Linked DNA regions of Mus musculus: regions 1 and 2 are each linked to region 3. A link is a loop called in an ENCODE intact Hi-C map of the cell type or tissue named here. Cell type or tissue: heart. All regions are shown on one strand. Each heading gives the region's core, and the rest is flanking DNA. Links, peaks and the distances in the headings are about the cores only.

Region 1 (6,294 bases), core at 1-5,000, 840 kb before region 3:
TACTTCAAAGCCAATATAGCAGTGCTTTGAAAACATAGCATGCAACAGATGCATCACAAACTACTGAGACAGTCAAATGTTTAACATGTCACTGCAGTTTTCATGTTGCACAACTGCATTCCAAATTTTAAATGGGTACAGATATAATCCACCCTGAGAAACCTATGGGTTTAACTGTTGAGGTGCAATCAATCCCTAAAGTCATACCTACAATACCCATTTCCTGCTTAGCTTTCAACAAAACTCCCTGCATGCATGGACAATTAAAATGGGGGCTCTCACAGGACTAGGACAATTTATACGTTTTAATTTTAAATTCTTCACAGTTGTGAAACCTGAAACCTATGCAACACGCAAGCAGTTTTTTGAACTACACTATCAATACCTGTTGAGCCAGTTCTCTGGTGGGGGCCAATACTAGTGCTTGGGTCTCCTTGAACTCAATCTCCAACTGTTGCAGGATGGAAATAGCAAATGTGGCTGTCTTGCCAGTACCTGACTGAGCTTGAGCAATCACATCATACCCTAAAAAAAGTAGGATACATATTTACCGATCCCACATCAAATCGTTACTTCTACTATACACCATGTATTCCAGTTGGAACATAAAGTTACGCCCACATAAGTGATCAGCAAGAGTATTCTCTTCATTTCAGGTCAGTCCCGAAAGATGATTTGCCATCATTTCACTTTAAGGAATACAATCAGGTGCTAGTACTTCCCCAAAGGTCACTTTCCCTTTTCCGGTCCATGTATGTGCAGAGCACTTATCCTAACGGCAATAGAGTTTTACCTTTAATACAAGGGATAATAGCTCTTTGCTGAATAGCTGAAGGCTTCTCAAAACCATATGCATAGATGCCTCGAAGAAGGGACTCCTTTAAATTCATATCATCAAAGTTATCAACAATTTCATTCCAGTTGCTCTGTAAGTTAATAATGAAACTATGAATAAGACATGAAAAAAAAATGTACCTTTCCAAACCTTTAACGTCCACACCCACTCCTTACCTCGATGACACCATCGGGGTCCATTCCCTCTGGGCCGCCATGTTCTCTGCTGACAACAACACTGCAGTTAGACATACTGCTTCCAAGCCACGCAGAGACCCTTAAAGGGCCCTTCCACCCCGTACCTCATTCCCCTCCGCGCCCCTGTGCTCTGCTGAAAACGCCTCAAAACCGGCCGCAATGCTGCGAAGCGCCATTCGCCCTCCCCAACAGCTTGGGACTTGGACCCCTAAGTATAGACGCCCCTTTACTCAGTGCCCTAGGACCAGGCCCTCCCGCTTGGGAAGCGAAGCTCTCGCGAGTGCTCCGCGCGCCGAGCTCCGCCCCTAACTCTGCGCAAGCCGGCGTGATTGACGCCGAAAGGCCCAGGCAGGTCCATGCCAACGGCTCCGTCGCTCCGTTTCACGGTCCAGGGTGATCGTCCCCTGGCCGTCCAATCTCCCATCTCGACAGAACCCTAAGAACGCCAGCTCGCGCCACTGGCCGCCAATAAACCTTCGGGTCCCGGTTACCCGCCCCTAAGCAGTCTGCGCCACGGCTCCGCTTGCCATATCCCGTACGGGGAGGGGCAGCAGCCAAGATGTCACAATGTGTCCTAAGAAAGGGCATCCTTAATACTCCGTTCTTGTATCCGTCCTGTCTCCCCAACATCTGGAGTCTTACCATCATGGAAGCTTCTCGAAGGGCACAAGGAGAAGTGTGTGCCCTAAGAAAAAGCCCGCATACCTGCAGTGTGGCCGCCAAGCAACCCACCTCAACGCGGGTCCTAGTGACCTTGACTACAGGCCACCGGCCGCCCCGGGAGCGCCGTACCTGTTGTAATCCGCGGAGCCACCAGACATGATCCGAAAACCCACTCAGCGCCCGACTGAAAAGACAGGCGGACGGCGCCGCCCGTTTTTTATAGGCTCGCGGCCGGAACCCGTTTCTCGCGGAGGAATTTCCTTATTCCCCTTTCGGAAGCCACAAAATTGTACTCCTGGAGTTTGTTACCGGAGGTGAAGCCCTACAGGAGTCGATGACAAAATCCACATTTCACTATTACTTGGTATTACAGCGTTCCCGGAGATCCACGAATCGGGAACGGGTCTGGGACTCTTTGCTTTCGGCGGAAGAATATTGCAGCAGCGCGACCGCGCGCCGCGCTCCTCGGCCGCCCTGCTCCTACGGGGTTTCCGCGGCCCTGCCGCAGAGGCCGGCGGAGCCCTGGGCGCTTAGGGCGGAAGCCGGTGGCGCTGTTCGCTGGCGGGCGGCGTCTCCAGGACGCAGCTCCGGGCTACCTGCGCGTCAGCGTGCCCTTGGTCCGAGCCACCGCGTTCCGTGCCGGAACAGAATAGGGTTACCCCGCCCGTTCTCACTGCTGTTTAATGTGACAGGAAAGGGCTACCTGGCATTTCGCCCAGCCATTTAATATCCATTCAGATCTGGAACGTGTGAAACCCCTGCCACGGAAAATGTCGGCCACCCAGCACATCCTAGGAAATCCAGTTTGCAGTTCTATTTTTGTAAGACGAGAAGCACAGTGTGTAGTATCATTAACAGATGTCCCTAGGGTGGTGATTCGATTTTCATCTCTTTCTGGTCGGTCGTCTTCAGCTCTGGCTTAAAAAATAATGCTAATAATTTCAACCTAACAGGTGCGAGAAATGACTGATAGAATCACTACCAACTTGTGCAAAGGACCTGTCATTCTTTGTAACACAGAAATGTAAATGGGTGCTTCTGGCAGACTCAGCCCTAGCACTTCAAGAGCTGATTGTCTCTTCTGGTAAAACAAAACAAAAACAAAAAACAAAAACGATTTTAATCATCTAATATTGCCTTACTGAAATTGAGACAATATAGTTCGTATTGCTCGTAATAAACTTGCATGGCTGCATAAGCCTAGACGTTTCCAGTCAGCCACAACTCGAGCCCCTTGCAAAAAAATATAAGATATTTAATCCTTGAATTTTAAAATATGAAAGTATCCTGAACACTCAAAAATTTTTCTCATTAATTCAGAAGACCAAAGACTGACTAACCAGAGAAGGAAAAGGCTCAGTTTGGTAATTTACGAAAAGTATTTGGCTCTAAAAAGATTAAATTAGATTAAATTGTATTTGTTTATTTATTGAGTGTGCACCTCAGCGCGTGGAAGTCAACGGACGACTCTTAGGAGTTGATTCGTCTCCTACTACTTGGATCCCACAAGTGGGTCCTGGGGATGGAACTTAGGTCAGCATGCCCTAAGGCCAGCATTGAATCATCTTGCCAGCCCTATGTGCTATCCTTACTCAAAAATAAAACCTGTACTTATTTGGAAGTTATTGTGTCAGAAACTGTTACAAAATGATGACAAAATAGAGACCGGGTGTGGTGACATGGACTTTTAACCCTAGCACTCAGGAAGTGGAGGCTCGTGGATCCCTGCAAGTCTTAGAGGGTTCAGGCCAGCAAGGGCTATATAATGAGACCTTGCCTCAAGGGACAAGTGAGTGAGTGACAAAATGGATTGGCCATCCTGTGTAGAGTCTCTTTCAAAGTTGCCATAAAAATAAAAATAAATAATACTTCCTGATCTAAGAAACTCAACAAAGTTCAGTTTTTCTGAGGAAGACTACATGTGCCTAACAGATGTTTTCGTTATGGTTAGTACTGTCATTACATGCCCTGAGGATTTTCCTAAGTCCCTTAAGAGGAAATATTTAAGGCTAACCTTTAGACTATAACTGTGGAAGACATTTTGTATTTAAAAAGTATAGTCTGAGTATGGTCACACATGTCTTTAATCCCAGCACTCATGGAGGCAGATGGATCTCTATGAGTTTCAAGGCCAGCCTGGTCTACATAGTGGACAGTCAGAGGTACATAGTGAAACCCAGTCTTGGAAAAAAATGACAATAATAATAATAATAAATTAGAAGATAATAAATCAAAGTCTCCATCCCCCATGAGGTGTTTCCAGTAAACACTGTGCTTATCCTGTTCTCACAGCATAAATAGCACCAAGTAACTCATGAGCTAAAAATAAAGCATAGATTCTTAAGGTTTTGTAAGTCTGTATAGATGGAGTTGACACCAATATAAGGATACTCAGCTATCATCTGAAAGTAGCCTTATCAAAGTTAACTATAAATACTCTTAGTGGCCAGGCAGTGGTGGTGCAAGCCTTTAACCCCAGCACTTGTGAGGCAGAGGTAGAGGTGCAAGCAGTGGGATCTCTGAATTTGAGGCCAACCTGGCCTACAGAGCAAATTCCAGAACAGCCAGGGCTACACAGAGAAACTGTATCTCAAAAGTAAATGAATGAATGTTTATATAAATATAAATGTTCCTTAATAATCTTGGAATGTGTGAGACCAGTTATACTACAAATGGTAATTAAAAAAAAAAAATCTTAACCAAGCCACAGGCCTGTGATTTTACCTACTCAAGAGGCAGAGCCAAGAGAATCACAAGTTCAAGGTGCACCTGGGCTAGAGCATGGGCAAGAGCCCCCTGAAATACATAAATACTGCTTAAAAACAAAACAAATACGGGGCATGGTGGTACACGCCTTTAATCCCAGCACTGGGGAGGCAGAGGCAGGTGAATTTCTGAGTTCAAGGCCAGCCTGTTCTACAGAGTGAGTTCCAGGACAGTCAGAGCTATACAGAGAAACCTTATCTCGAAAAACAAAAACAAAAACAAAAAGAGGCCAGCCTGGTCTACAGAGTGAGTTCCAGGACAGTTAGGGCTACACAGAGAAACCCGGTCTCGGAAAAAAAAAAAAAAAAAAAAAAACACCAAAAATTAAATAGAGCCTTGCACAGCACATGCCTTTAATTCCAGCACTTGGAAGACAGAGGCAGGTGAAACTCTGAGTTGGAAGCTAGCCTGCTCTAAAATAAAAAGTTCTAGGCCAGCCACTGTTGAACATCCATACACAAAAGCAAAATAAAATAAAAGTAAAATAACAAAAATGAAACAGCAGTTTCATAATCAGTTGGTCCACAAAATTTTGTTTATGTATATTTTCAGACCTTTTTGTTTTTGTTTTTGTTTGTTTTTTTGAGACAGGGTTTCTCTGTATAGCCCTGGCTGTCCTGGAACACACTCTGTAGACCAGGCTGGCCTCAAACTCATAAATCCACCTGCCTTTGCCTCCCCAGTGCTGGGATTAAAGGCGTGTGTCACCACACCTGGCTCAGACCTATTTTACTACTCATGTTTATTGTTTAATAAGTTCACAGCCTAAACTATCTGGTTTTGTGTGTCAACTTGACACAAGCTCAAGTTATCAGAGAGGAAGGAACCTCAGTTGAGAAAATGTCTCCATGAGAACCATCTATAAATCATTTTCTCAATTAGTGATTTTCCTCCAGGGCCAGCCCATTGTGGGTGGTGCCATCCCTAGGCTGGAGGTCCTGGGTTCTATAAGAAAGTAGACTGAGCAAGCCATAAGGAACAAGCCAATAAGCAGCCCTCCTCCATGGCCTCTGCTTTAGCTCCTGCCACCAGGTTCTGGAGTTTGAGGTTGAAACTATTTGAGTTCCTGTCCTGACTTCCTCCAATGATGTGGAAGTATAAGCCAAATAACCCCTTTCCTCCACAACTTGCTGTTAGCCCTGGTGTTTCATGAACGGTAGAACCCTGACTAAGACACAGCCTGTCTTAGTCTGCTACTCTCTTAAGACCTGCTGCTCTCTTAATCTCTTACCCACGCTGGGTAAGAATGGGTAGGCTACTGCTGCCTACCTCTTTGTATTATTCAGTTGCTGGAGCAAGTTAGAGGACAGACTCTCTCTCTCTCTCTCTCTCTCTCTCTCTCTCTCTCTCTCTCTCTCTCTGTGTGTGTGTGTGTGTGTGTGTGTGTGTGTGTGTGTGTAGCAATGTTTCCCAAAGTCATTTAGAAGGTAGCATTTACTCTCATGTTCTTCACAATAACTTCTAAGCATTTGTGGGCCAAGACCACTCAGTGGGTTAAGGGACTTGCTGCCAAGCCTGAAAACCTGAATTTAATTTCCCCATGCAGCCCAGAATGACCCTGAACTAAGTACCAGGATTATAGGTATTCCCCATCATAGCCCATGTACCCTTAAAACAAAGATATTTCAGGTGAGCAGTGCATAAGTCAAGTGTATTTCAGAAGTTTAAACTGTGAATCCCGTCCCGTCCCGTTTTTTGTTTGTTTTTTGTTTTGTTTTGTTTTGTTTTGGTTTGGTTTTTTGGTTTTTTGAGACAGGGTTTCTCTGTGTAGCCCTGGCAGAACTCACTCTGTCGAACTCTGAAATCCGCCTGCCTCTGCCTCCTGAGTGCTGG
Region 2 (6,294 bases), core at 1-5,000, 480 kb after region 3:
GTTCCTCAAAATGGATCCACATTAGCAGCCTTATGACCTTAAATAAATCACTTCACCTCTTTTTAAAAAAAATCTTTCCTGAACAAACATCATGGTACTCTGTGTCACAGGAAAAAGAGTAAAATTTACCACTGTGACCACTAGATGTCAGGAGGTAAAGTGTCAGTCGGTCTCTGTTTTCCTCTGCTCCCCTCCTCAACCCCTTCTCTCCTTTGACCTACTGAACTATTACCTACATTTGAGTGCCCCAAGACTTTGGGAGCTGATAGGTCTTAAACATTTGCTGAATGAGTAAAAAAGTAAATAAATTACAGGCATAGGTCTAGGCTTTTCTCTCCACCTCTATTGTCCTGCCCTTTTACCTATTAAAAGAACTTCTTTTTAAAGCATGAGTGGGCTTAGATGAAACAATAGAGAGGAATTTAGAAAGAATGGAGAGAAAGCCATTGCATCATCCTTATTTGCTTGTTTTTTTTAAAGATTTATTTATTTATTATATGTAAGTACACTGTAGTTGTCTTCAGACACTCCAGAAGAGGGAGTCAGATCTTGTTACAGATGGCTGTGAGCCACTATGTGGTTGCTGGGATTTGAACTCTGGACCTTCGGAAGAGCAGTCGGGTACTCTTACCCACTGAGCCATCTCACAAGCCCTATTTGCTTGTTTTGAGGCCTCATCTATATAGCCCAGGGTGGTCTCAAACTCACAGTGATCCTCCTGCCTCTACCTCCTGCATATTTGGATTGCAGGCTCGAACCACTGTAGTACCATAACACCGTGTTCAGCAGAGCCAATGCCAAAACACTATGGTTTTGTGATCGGACTTACTGTAAAACACAAGATGATAACAATGATCAAAATGGCCACATACTGTTATTGTTGTTTTATTATATTATTACTTTTGGTGCACGCTTGAAAACTTACATAATGCAAAGTTAAAATGATAATGGTCAGTAGTGACTCATGAATATTTTCCTTCCTTTCAATGAGACTGAATTTAAACTATACCAAGGAATCCTTGTCTGATAGAAAACAGATTGAGCTTTTCAGTGGATAAGGATCTGGAGATGGTAAGAGATAGCCAACCCTGTTCTTCGAGTAGTTAGAGACCTGCATGGTCCAGCAGGCAAAAACTCAGTATTTGTGACAGAGTTCAGCATTTACCCTCTGGGCACTGTAGTGGTTTCAGGGCTTATAGTGATTTTTTTTGAAGCATTAACAAACCTGAGATACCCTGTGAACATAGGATGTAAGATGACACAGTTGCTACAGTGAAAGAGTGAGGTGCTTGCCTAAGACAGTGATATCCTATGAAGTAGCACTGTGTATGTAGTAAGAATTTTGTTTCTTTTTTGAAAACAGTTATGGTGTGTGAATATGTTTTGTTTTAGTCCCAGGTGTGGAATATGGGGTTGCTCTCACAGCAGCTGACTATGATTCGTCTCATGCTCTGGCAGGGGTGTGATTCTGCCAAAAAAAAAAAAAAATTAGTTTACATTTGGAATTCTGTGGACTCTTGAAAGGGTATAAAAATGCCAGAGACCCAGAAGCTGTGGAGGCTGCTGCCCCCCTGCTGCTGCTGCCGCTGCTGCCTCCACCACTGCTGCTGCTGCTGGTTCCTGTTGCTGTGAGCAAAGATGAGAAGAAGAAATTGGATATCCTGAAGACAAAGACTGGACTTGCCCCTAAGGAACTTGATGCCCTTAATCAGCAGAAAGTAGTCTAAACAGATCTACGCCCCCTTTCCCTCTAACTCTCTTTCTGACTGACCTAGTGTTGTGGGGTTGGAAGGGATTGGGGTGGAGAAAGATAGTAGGTAATCCAGGAACGTAGCCAAAAGTATGGTTACATTTGTAAGACAAAATAAGTAAAATAGAAGGATATGGAAGATCAAAAGACTATCTACACACAGCAACACGGTAGAACCTGCTTAATTGGCATCCATGAACTCAGCAACTTTGGAACCCATGCTTGTAGACAATTCTGTACCATTAGGAAAAGAGAACCCACTGTGCTGCCACCTAGCTGTATCCCTATTCCTCTGCCACTTACAGAGGGACTAAGTGATAGGAGGCTTTGCTGTTGAGGAGCACTGGCAGAACCTGATTGGAACTGCCCTTTGAACTTTGTTCCCTAAATGCCTTACTTGCCTTTCGCTGGTTCTGCTCCCACCGAGGTGCCAACTGTAAACATCCAAGCCATTTAATGGATTTATATTAAAGCCTTCACCAAGAACCCACTGTGGGAGACACCACAGAAAGTTCCGTGCTCAATTAAAATAAAAGTGCAAACCTAATGGCCAGTGACCGAGTCCTACAGATGGAGATTATAAAGTGTCTTGAGATGACTCCAAAGAGGGCTTATTATCGATCCTTGCTCCAAGGGGGTGGGGTGTAATAAGGCCACTCAGTGCTATTAAACCTTGAACTCTACCTGCTCAGGTTCCTAGGATGCTGGGACTGATTTCTCCTAGACACCATACCTAGAAGTAACATTCCTAGAAATAATATTTAGACATTGTTAAAACTTGTGAAACATCAGTGAAGATTTACAAGTACGGTTTTACTTGTCAACCTGCACACTGTCTTCTGTCCACTTGGTGGACTTTGGCAACCAAGAGGAGCCATGCGCAGCTGGAAGGACCGTGCCCCAGGCTGTTTTAGAGGGAAGAGACAAGGCATGGTTTATTGTCAGGCTGCAGCCTACGTCCAGCCCATAATATGTGTGCAGTTCCTGGATGAACTGTGAAAAATCCCAGCCTTTAGGAGGGACAGAACTAGAGAAGGCCGGGGCTTCGTGCCCTGGTAAATGGCTGTTTTGTGAACATGTGATTGACGTTGGTGGTGTGACCCAGCAGTTTGGCTTGCCTGTGGACATTCCCTTTGGAAGCATAGGAAGATCGCGCTCCTTGGAGCGCAGCCCGCCCCAGGGAGCACGAAGTGCAAGGGGCAGGAGGCGGTAGCAGCGGCTCCCATTGGCTCAGAGCACGCCCCTCCTCTCAGGGCGGCCCAGAAAAGGAGCCCCGGGCTGCCCCAGACATCAGAGGCGCAGGATACCTTGAGAAAATGGCTGAGTATCTGAGGCTGCCCCACTCCCTGGCTATGATCCGCCTCTGCAATCCACCGGTCAATGCCATCAGGTAACACCGCCCGGACAGTGGGGTGTGGCGGGTCTAGGAGGGGGCTTGTCTCAGCTGGAAGGGCGGGCCAATGAGCAGCTGGCTCCGGCCTTCCTTCTGTCAGCTGTTGACCTCACTGCGAGGCCCACGTTTGGTTCTGGCGAATCAGGAACTTACAAAGGTGAGGTTGATGCAGCAAGTGTCTGCTTGAACCCCTTCCTGCAACCTTACTGCCGGCTTGCAACCCCAGCGTCTCTGTGATGCCAAAAGCTATAGTTAGCTGACTCGTAGAAAAGCAGAGTTTAGTGCCTTGAGTGTCAACTCTCCCTGTCAGAGGAGGCCTACTGGATAGTATTTTCTGAAAAGCTGAAGTTTCATTTACACCACCTGCAGTGCCCTCCTGTGCAATGCACTTAGCACATTACTATTATAAATGAGATCTGTCTTCTTGAAAAAATGATATTCATTTACCCTGTTCACTCCATATCACCGGCGAATAGAGTATAATTCTATATTAGCCTCAGGAGGAGTCACCCATACATTGCAGAAGTGGTGGACAGGATTGTGACAGATACTGTATAATTTTCACTGGTGAGACCTTGCTAAAACCCTTTTCTCAGGTGAGACCTTACAGTCTAAAGGACAAACCTAGGTACAGTTCCAGCCCTGTTCACTCTGCAGGGGACCAATGCAATGGATTTAGGCTTACTTTCAGAACAGGGTGGTGCGCTGGGGGCAGGTTGGGGGAGGGGAGGGCGGGGACAGGAGCATGAGTGACTTTAGAACTGCCACATTGGAATCAGCCCTCCCCAGCAAAGATCATGACTCCCCGTGGCAGTTAAGAACCCCTTCCCCAGCCGAGCGTGGTGGCGCACGCCTTTAATCCCAGCACTCGGGAGGCAGCACTTCTGAGTTAGAGGCCAACCTGGTCTACAAAGTGAGTTCCAGGACAGCCAAGGCTACACAGAGGAACCCTGTCTCGAAAAACTAAAGAAAAAAAAAATAAATAAAGAACTCCCTCCCCTAATCCTTCCCTACCTATATCCTCTAGTCCTTCCTAGAGACCCAAGGGTACAATTAGGGCAAAGAGGGGTGGCTGGATAATCAGAGTGTTCTGGTCCAGTCCTTCTATGAAAGTCTACCACCAACAAGCCCAGCATTGGCGATCTTTGGCAAACAGGCTCAAGCCAAACTTGCAGCAGTTTGGCTGGGAGAATAGTCCTGTACAATGGATGAGAACAACTAACCGTTCACCCGAGAGAGGGCATCTGTGACCGGCCAAGTAAAGGATTCCACCCACGTCTAGCTCGGTAGATTAGTGACTTTACTGAGGTCAGTTACAAGAGTATAGTTGCTTCTGAAACAACGGAACCCCTGGAAAGCCCACCCCAACTCGTGAGGAGCCCCCTCCTCACAATTGCTTCTCTCCTGTAACTTTGGAGACGGATCTTATGAAACTTACAGGTTTCTGAGCTTCCTGGGGCGTCTTAAACATCAGTAGATGTGTTTAGCTTTCAGTGCCCTGTCAGTCTCTTTAGCGTCCCCAGTCTTAGCCCCTTCGGGAGGGAATGCGTCAATCCCAAGGAACTAGCAGCACAGTAGCAGAATAAATAAAGTAAACATAGGCCATTTGAAAATTCCCACCACCAGCTGCTGGAGCAAAACCAAACAGATGCCGGGGTGGCACACACCTGGAATCGAAGCATTCAGGAGACTGCGGCAGAAGGAACTGTTGATCTATTCAGACCCTGTCTCAAAAAAAAAAAAAAAATCTTAAAAGCAAGCAAACAAACAAACAACAGAAAAGAGGAGACATGTTCATTTTAACTGAGATTTAAAACCACACTGTTATTAGATTTTATTTTTTAAACTTAATTATTATTATTATTTTATGTGTATGGGTCTTTTACCTGAGAGTATATCTGTGTATCACATGCCCTGGTACTCATGGAGGCTAAAAAAAAAAAAAAGAGAGAGTTTTTTTTTTAAGATTTATTTATTTATTTATTATATGTAAGTACACTGTAGCTGTCCTCAGACACTCCAGTCAGATCTCGTTACAGATGGTTGTGAGCCACCATGTGGTTGCTGGGATTTGAACTCCTGACCTTCGGAAGAGCAGTTGGGTGCTCTTACCCACTGAGCCATCTCACCAGCCCCCAAGAGAGGTTTTTGTTGTTGTTGTTTTGGGTTTGTGTTTGTTTGTTTTGTAACAGCGTCTTTGTAGTTCTGGCTGACCTGGACTAGCTATGTGAACTAGGCTGGCCTTGAACTTGCAGAGAGCCACTATCCTCTGTCTCCCAATCACTGGAATTAAAGGTATGTGCCACCACACTTGACTTAATACTGTACTTATGTTAATATGAAGGATGGCATTGATTAATACATAATGTGCAAAAATTACTGGCTACTTTGGGCAGGGCAGAAGCAAATTATTGATCATGCCAGTCTCACTCTTGATCTCAGCCCAGAAACCAGGAAGTGGCTACAGCACGTGATCTCACAAAGAAAGCATAAGCAATATGGCTCCGTATCCACGTGGGGCGCTCATGTACTGATAGGATTACTTGATAGAGGGATTCTACTGAACTCTCTGATCCTGAGTACTATGTCCATCAAGAGGTCAGGAGGGAAATGTCCCACAGTCTCACAACCACTCCTGCTGGTACTCTCTGGTGTGTTCCTAGCATTTAGCCTGCTATGTCCCTCCCCAATCAGGAGAAATCTTAAGGTAAATGCAATGGAGATTGTATTGTAAATGACTCCACACTTTTAGGACCTCCTTGTATCTCTGAGTAGCCTGTGGTCAGTCCCCTGCAGTAGTCCCCTTGCTCAGTATTTGCTTCAGCCTCGTGGAGATCTTTTTTTCTCTTAGACCCTACATGTTCCCATGTTTTCCTCTGAACTTTAATTTTAGGTAAATTGTTCACCAACTTTAACAGCTTAGCATACTTGTTTTCTACCTTATTATTATTATTATTATTATTATTATTATTATTATTTGCTTTTCTCCCTCCCTCCCTCCCTCTCTCCCATCTTCCCACCTTCTTTCCCCTCTTTCTAATTTTATGCAGGAACCTATCTCTTTCTACATGAATGAGGTATTGTAAATTGTCTAACTCTCTTTTCCCAACAATTAAAACCCTTCCTTGTTAGAGAGGGCAATCATGTTTTT
Region 3 (7,798 bases), core at 1,594-6,593:
ACAGCCAGGTGTGCCTGACTCTCTATAAAAGGAGCTGTTTGCCCCTCCTCTCTTACCCTCTTACTTACTCTTTTCCCTTTCTGTCCCTTCTCTTCCCATTCCCCTCCTCTCTTCTCTTCTCTTCTCTTCTCTTCTCTTCTCTTCTCTTCTCTTCTCTTCTCTTCTCTTCTCTTCTCTCTCTCTTTCTCCCTCCCTCCCTCTCTGCTTTTCTCTATCTCTATTCCCTCAACTCCGCTTCTTATGTCCTAAATAAACTCTATTCTATACTATACCCATCGTGTGTCTGTTACCTCAGAAGAAGGCGTGCCCCAGCAGAGGTAGCCCCTTCCACCTCACCATCCTGCACTTCTACCAAACATATTTATGATTCTTTCTTTCTTTTTTTATAAAACACAACACAAAGCAGAAGACAAATCAAGCTCTTGGTCTTCCTCTGAATCTCCAATGGATGTTCCCTGTTCCTGCCTACTTATCCTGGCAAGGGAAGGCAGTTTCCCTAACCATCTCATTCTGTAATATGTTACTATGCAATTGAGAGGCAAGTCTAGAGTTGGAAAAAGAGAAGCTAGTTATTGTAATGACACCTTGGTCAACACAAGACTTAGAATCACCATGAGTCAAGAGTCTGCAAGGCTATGAGAAGTTTTCTACATTGAGTTTAAAGGCCAACTCTTAATCCAAGTGTTTGGGCCCAGACTGCATAAAAATGAGAAAATGACCTAAGTATTCATCTCTTAGCTTCTGGGTAACAAGGAAATGTGACCAGGCCTCTTCAGTTGCTGCCACTATGACTTTCACACCATGGTGAATATACCTTTGAACCTGAGCCACCACACAGTTACCTTTCCTTCCTTATATTGTCTTTGCAAGGTATTTTGTCCCAGTAAGGATAAAATCCACAAAATAGTTGTTGTATACATATGCTCATTTATTTATTTTTGAATATTTGTCTGTGCATGAGTGTTTTGTCTGCTTGTTTTTATGTTCACATGTGCATACAGTATCTGTGGATTACAGAAGAGACCATTAATCTCCTGGAACTGGAGTTTTAGGCAGTTGCAAGCTGCCATGTGGGTGCTGGGAACTGAACCTGGGTCCTCTGGAAGAACAATGAGCCATCTCGCCAGTGCCCTCTAATACAATATCTTAAAAAAATCAACAACAAACCCATATTAAAAATATGGGATGATGACGGTTTATAGGGTTTATAGTCAGTGCTGCAGTTGCAGGATAGCCGGGCTAGTCTGATCAGTAAGCCCCAGAATCCAGGAGAGACCCTATCTCAAAAGAACACGTGGGCCTGGCACTGGTGGCAAATGCCTTTAATTCTAGCACGTGAGAGGGAGATCTCAGTCCAAGGCCAGCCTGAGCTACATAGTGAGTTCCATGGGAGGCAAAGGTACACAGAGAAACCTGGTCTTGAAAAAAACACCAAACAAAAACTAGGTGTTGGGGGATGATGAGATGGCGCAGTGGTTAAGAGCACTGACTGCTCTTCCAGAGGTCCTGAGTTCAAGTCCCAGCAACCACATGGTGGCTCACAGCCATCTGTAATGGGATCTGATTCATGTGTGCACTCTTTTGAACACACACACAACCTGAAAGAACAAATGTAAAACAATACCAACACCCCCATCAAATTTCCATGAAGAAAATTTGAAAAAATTTGGCAACTGTGAACAGTGAGGAACATTTCCATGACATTACCTCCAGGAAACTATTCTTCCACATCCACCTACCCACCCTGTGACAGGGTTTCTCTGTGTAGCCCTGAGCTGTCCTTGAACTCACTCTGTAGATCAGGCTGGCATTCAACTCAGAAACTGGCTTGCCCCTGCCTCCCAAATGGTGGGATTAAAGACGTGCACCACCACCTCTGGCTCTAATTTTGGACTCTTGATTCTCCTGCCCCTATTCCTCAAGTGCTGGGATTATAGGTGTGCCACCACACCCAACTCTAATGGGAAAACCATAGTAATAAGTGATCCAGAATATCTGCAGCTTAAAAATGCAAGGGTATAGCCGGGTGTGGTGGCGCACACCTTTAGTCCCAGCACTCAGGAGGCAGAGGCAGGCGGATTTCTGAGTTCGAGGCCAGCCTGGTCTACAAAGTGAGTTCTAGGACAGCCAGGGCTATACAGAGAAACCCTGTCTTGACAGCCCCCCCCCCCAAAAAAAAGCAAGGGTATGTAACTGAGGGACGGAGGTCACAGTACAGTTGTGGTGTGCTTGCCTGGAATGGTAAATCTGTGGGTTCGATCCATAGTACAGGAAGAAGAAAACTTAGACAGTAAATATTAGGGAGCTGATGTTGGCTAGTGCTGTTGGAACTAGTAGCTGGCACTAGTAATGTTGGCCAGATGTGGAGCTGCTGCCCAGGGCTGTCTGGTCTTGTTGAGGCTTGACACCATCTGGTGGACATGAGCTCACGTTGAAATGATGACGTGGTTGGTGACTGTGTAAAGCTGGGCTGGCCAGATTAACTACAGTTCTTTCATTAATTAGCTTTTGTTTTATTCATTGAAACTGCGAGTGTTGGATCATCCTGTAGCTCAGAATATTCACGGAAGCTATGTGACTGTCGCTGGGCAGTAGTGCATGCCTTTAATCTCAGCACTTGGGAGGCAGAGGCAGGTTGATTTCTGAGTTCAAGGTCAGCCTGGTCTACAGAGTGAGTTCCAGGACAGCCAGGGCTACACAGAGAAATCCTATCTCGAAAAACCAAAAAAAAAAAAAAAAAAAAAAAAACCAAACCAAACCAAACAAGAAGACTGTCAAAATGGTATTCATCTCAAGAACTCATTTGGCATGGTTTTCTATAGATATCTTCAGTGTTCTTTCATGCTATCCTTAGAGGCTAGAGGGCAGGCGGCTTCTCCCAAACAGAAATCCATTACTACAGGCCCGTTTCTCTTGAATTATTTTCTGTTTTGTGTCACTTTTTGAAGGGGGCCCGCTCATGTAGCCCAGGTTGGCCTTAAACAGCTAACTGTCCTTGGGCTCACCTCTCATGCTGCGATTACAAGGATTACAAGTGTGCACCACCCTGCCTGGCTTTCCTTTCTCCATTTCTTTCTTTCCTTTCCATTTCCCCAGGTGGGAGTCAGGGTGGGGAATGAGACCAGGTTTCTCTGTGTAATCCTGACTGTCCTGGAACTCGCTTTGTATATTCGGCTTACCTGGAACTCACAGAGATCCGCCTTAAAGGCGTGTATTACCACACCAGGCCATAGGATTGATAGTTCATAACTATAATCCCAGGATTTGGGAGGCTGACCCAGAAGGGTTAATACATTCCTAACATCAGCCTAGGCTATATAACATACACGGTGGGTTCAAGGTCAACCCAGGCAACACAATGAGGCTTTGTCTCAAACCTCAATTTGTTTGTTTGCTTTGAGCTAGGGTTTCTCCGTGTAGACCAAGCTGTCCCCAAACTCAGGGATCTGCTTGTCTCTGCCTCTTTAGTGCTGGGATTAAAGGCATGCACCATTAATGCCCGGTTTAAATTGCGAGAGTTTTAAATGGAGGTTTTATTTAGGAAGGAAAGCTCTAGAATTAAGTCTAAATAAACGGGAGGTGAGAATCCAGTGTGTGGCTGTGTTCTCTCCTAGATCATGAGAGAACAAAAGGAGAGGAAACTAGTGAGACAGAACAAAGGCATGGAGGAATGTACAACCATCTCTTCTCTTCTTCCACCCAGGACGGTTCTCTAGAAGGTTCCAGAAACGAGTGTGGCAAGGCTACGGACATCACGGTGTCCCGAGGAGACCACAACAGACGCCCAAAGGCAGGCGCACACTTTCCCGCCACGCTGTGGCCGGGTACTAGGGGAGGGGAGGGGCAGGGCGGTAAGGTAGACGTCACGTCCGGTTTGGGAAGCGCCCCTGCAGGAGAAAGCGGTTGGAAGGCGCGTCGAAGTGGGAGGGGCCAGGAAAGCGCGCCTTCGGGGGAGTGGGTGGGACCAGGTTAAAGAGCGTGGCGTCACATCCGGCAGTGTTAGACCGGTGCGGAGGTGGTGCGGAGCGTGTCGGCTTCGAGCTCCTCGCAAAAGTGTGGCGTCGCGCTAGGCTGCGGCGGAGCCTCTGTAAGGAAGGCGGGAGCTTGACAGCTTCAGGAAAGGCCCGTAGCGGTGACAGCGACCCGGAGTCATGAGCGACAGCGGCGAGCAGAACTACGGCGAGCGGGTAAGCGCGGAGTTGCGCGGGCGGCCGCGGTCCCCACCCTGCTACTTCTTCTAGGCCTCTCGGCCCGGTGCAGCCGGGTGTCGGGAGCCTGACGTGCGGAGGGAGCCGGGGCGCCGGAGGGCCTGGTGGCCGGCGCTTCTCGTCGGAGGGAGGCCGCGGGCGGGCTGTGTGCCTCGCACCCGCCACGACCGTTTTTTTTTTTTTTCCTTTCCCCCCGTTACGGGGCGGGGGGAGGCTAAAGATGGCCGCGGCGTCCGTCGGCGTTGGGGGATGGGAACGGTATCTTCTTTCGCCGTTGCTCTCCTGCGAAGCCGCGCCGCAGCCATCTTGGGCTCGCGGGCCGGGCGCGCTGCCAGAGGCACAAAATGGCGGAGCCGCCGCTCCCTGCAGCCAGGCTTTGCCGCCTCGCCACCCGGGGTCCAAGGGTGAAGCGGAGAAAAGCCACGTGTGGCCGGGAGCCTATGGGGACTGACTGATGCTTTTCGGTTGATGGAGGGCCTCCTGGTCCCGGTAAGGGACAGCTAGCTGTAGGGGGCTCTTGGAGCATCTGGAGACGGAAACGGCTGAGGGGGATTGGGGGCCCCGTTAGTTGGAGGGCTTTGTGCTACAGCGTTTCTCCCATTGTTGAGAGCTTACTGGAATAGAACGCAAGGTCGTTAGGCGTTGTTGTATAGAGCCTCCCTACCCCTGGGGGGACTTGGGAAGGAGAAACCATTGGCGACAATTGATGGCGCTATTAAACTCTGAAGTCGACGGGATTTTATTTTTAAGCTTCCACCTCCCAGAGGGTGAAAATCGGTAGAGGTTGATTAGATTGTATACAATGGGCCTGGACTAGACCCAGCCCCAAAGCTGAACAAATGAGGCGCATGTGGCGTGGCTGTAGAGTTTAGATTAAAAACTGTCACGTGAAGATGCGGAAGTCCAGGGCTCAGTGAACAGGTAATTGCAGTTTGGAAACGGCTTACAAGCATCATAAGAATGGCTGTTTTGCCCTTCCTGTACTAACGTTTTTATTTTCGCAAAAAGTTCACAGGAACACTTAACCACTAGTTCACAGTTTATTTTTTTGGTTAGTAAACTCTAAAAGGCCTTTGACGGTTTGGTAGAGAGCATTCTTGGACTTCCATGGTGAACTTGAACCCAAAAAGAGTAATTTGAACGGATGTAATCTTTTATATACGGAGATGAGTCCCTAAGACAATTTAAAGTTCAGTGTCAACCAGTGCGTGCCTTTTACCTAAGGAAAGAAAGCGATGGGGGAGTGGGACAGAATGTTGTTTTTCTGATAATGGAGAATGGGACCTAGTCTCAGTGATGGGCAAGCCCCTACTACTAAACTACATCCCAACTTGTAAGTTCGTATTGTTTGAGCTCCTAATTTCACCCACATGTACCTTACGATGTTGAGCCTGCCTTCCGAAGTTGAAGTTAGTCTGTTTAGAATTAAAAGCAAATAGTTTTTTGTTGTTGCTTTGGGACTAAATAGGTATGCATCATCATACCTGTGGAAATTTTTCCTAGTATTAGCTGTGGGTCACATTACTCAAGGGAGAAAAAAAGCAATTGAATGAAAGTGGGTACCATTTTGAAAGAGCTGAGAAATTGTTACTCCTGTTAGAGGTTTGGTTTTTTTGTTTTTAGTAAGATGCACCTTCTGGTGATTTTCAATATTTGAGGTAGAGTTACTCTATGTCCCTGTCTTGGAACTTAGCTCTGTAGACCAGGCTAGTCTCAACCCCAGGCGTTTGCCTGCCTCTGCCTCCCTAATGCTGTGGTTTAAGGTGTGAATCAACACATCCTGCTGACCTGACTACTTAATTGGAAATAATTGGGGGGAAAAAGTACTAAAAATCGACTTTCTGATTTATTTCTAAACTTGAAAGTTGTGTAATACTTAAACTCAAATTTTTTGTTTTTAGAGACTTTGTTGTAGCTCTGCCTGTATTGTATTTACCTCAAATATTGAGGTAAACTCAAATTATGTATACCAGGCTGGCTGGCTTCAAACTCATGAGATTCTCCTGCCTCTGGTTTCTGAGTACTGAGGTTAAAAACTCCTGGAGGTGTGTGCACGATCCCCTTTTTGGGCCATGTGTACAATTTTGAGCTACCTGATGTGGTGGGTAGTGGGGCACAAACCCTGCTCTTCCTAAAGTCAGTAAGTACTCTTAACTGCTGGGCCAATTCTCCAGCCCTGTTTTTAATTTAATTTTTTGCTTTTCAATTGAAATCTTGGGATGAGTGGAAAACTGAAACATTTAGCTGAACTTTTTTCAAGAAGGCTTGCCAAAACAAAAGTTCAGAGATGAGGTTTAAAAATACTTCAGGGTAAGCTGGGCAGAGTGTTGCAGGTTTGTAAATCCTAGCTGCTTATCCTGGATAGGATTCAGAGTTCAAGATATCTGGGTAAATTATTTAGTAAGACTGAACATTTTCCTCCAAAGGAATAAGGGGTAGTTTAAGGACTGGTTGTGTAACTCAGATTGCTTGCCTGCCATGTAGCCTCCTTATACACAAACATAGCAAGACCAGATCTGATGATTATCAGATTCACCCTCCCTTTTATTATAAGTGTAAAAGTCATGTTCAAAGTAATTGCCTTAGATATGCCTGGTATAACCACCTATCTCTGGAACCTGAAAATGAGTTTCATTGACTTCTAGACCCTTGGAGTTGATAATGTACATGGTATAAATTGTTAAGCTCCCTGGAATCTCAGTAGTGACTACCTCTCTTCCTGTGGACACTGCCACACTTCTGGATTCCCTCAAACCCTTTAGGCTTTCAAGGTTGTTTCCTAAACAGACTGATTGTGTGAAATAGTGTTTAGTTTGGTCACAAAATTTATTGGATGGATGTTAGCTCCGTTGCAGTATGTTCTCATTCTTTGCTATCTGTAGTATTTATTGAGTTGAGTGGTTTTTTTCTGACTTATTTTAAAGTTGGTGTAATTAAAATCTCTTCTAGTAATTTTTTTTTTTTTTTTTTTTTTTTTTTGGAATTTCAAGACAGGGTTTCTCCATATAGCCCTGGCTGTCCTGGATGGCTGTCCTGGAACTCACTCTGTAGACCAGGCTGGCCTCCAACTCAGAAATCCGCCTGCCTCTGCCTCCCAAGTGCTGGGATTAAAGACGTGCACCACCGCACCTGGCTGCTTCTAGTACTTTTAAATTATTCATTTTGTAAAGCACCTTTTCTTTGAAGGAAAAACACTGCCACTCAATGTAAAGTAATATTGGTGTTAATATTTGAAAACCCAGTAATAGTTCCATTATAGGCTGTGAGGCTTTTATTCATTTTGATGGTCCACTTAGCATAAAATTCTAACTTCTTTGAGATTGTGAATTTGAGTCTTTGTCCTGAAAAGCCAGAAACTAAGGATTGTACAAGCTAGATAATTTAAAATTTTTGTTAGGCTACTTTATGACTGTAGTAGCCAAGAGGTTAAAGAAAAGTTTGGAATTAGCAAATATTGTGGTACGGTAGTAGCTGTGTAGAGAGTGTGCTTGAAACATAAGCCATCTGAATCAAGTAGTAGCTTCGGGACACCACCCCATCCAATTGCCTTTCAAATTCTGCAGTTTATCTATCCTGTGATAGATACCTTT

Evidence for each region. A loop is a pair of places that touch in the nucleus more often than their neighbours do. Peaks named below come from ENCODE experiments on the same cell type or tissue, not always from the same donor. Only the 100,000 strongest peaks of a DNase experiment are listed, where the experiment ranks them.
Region 1: a loop joins it to region 3, with 5 times the contacts of the local background. A loop is called at or near these places in 3 of 42 quality-filtered maps.
Region 2: a loop joins it to region 3, with 5 times the contacts of the local background. A loop is called at or near these places in 2 of 42 quality-filtered maps.

Annotation. Positions count from the first base shown.
Region 1 is chr16:23,103,351-23,109,644 of GRCm38, reverse strand. It overlaps Eif4a2 (eukaryotic translation initiation factor 4A2), which reads right to left and starts at 2,177. Exons shown (of 11, transcript NM_013506.3): 1 at 1,825-2,177; 2 at 1,012-1,057; 3 at 794-926; 4 at 386-525. The coding sequence starts at 1,853. It overlaps Snord2 (small nucleolar RNA, C/D box 2), which reads right to left and starts at 692; the gene lies at 625-692. In heart, for the core only: a CTCF peak has its summit at 2,246; DNase peaks (open chromatin) are centred at 1,394, 1,894 and 2,244; H3K4me3 peaks cover 2,807 bases; H3K27ac peaks cover 2,509 bases.
Region 2 is chr16:21,784,553-21,790,846 of GRCm38, reverse strand. Ehhadh (enoyl-Coenzyme A, hydratase/3-hydroxyacyl Coenzyme A dehydrogenase) reads left to right here and starts at 3,013. Exons shown (of 7, transcript NM_023737.3): 1 at 3,013-3,140. The coding sequence starts at 3,067. In heart, for the core only: CTCF peaks have their summits at 138 (motif pointing right) and 2,017; a DNase peak (open chromatin) is centred at 2,976; H3K4me3 peaks cover 1,014 bases; H3K27ac peaks cover 924 bases.
Region 3 is chr16:22,262,130-22,269,927 of GRCm38, reverse strand. It overlaps Tra2b (transformer 2 beta), which reads left to right and starts at 3,923. Exons shown (of 9, transcript NM_009186.5): 1 at 3,923-4,187. The coding sequence starts at 4,152. In heart, for the core only: a CTCF peak has its summit at 3,911; DNase peaks (open chromatin) are centred at 3,907 and 4,547; H3K4me3 peaks cover 3,524 bases; H3K27ac peaks cover 3,132 bases.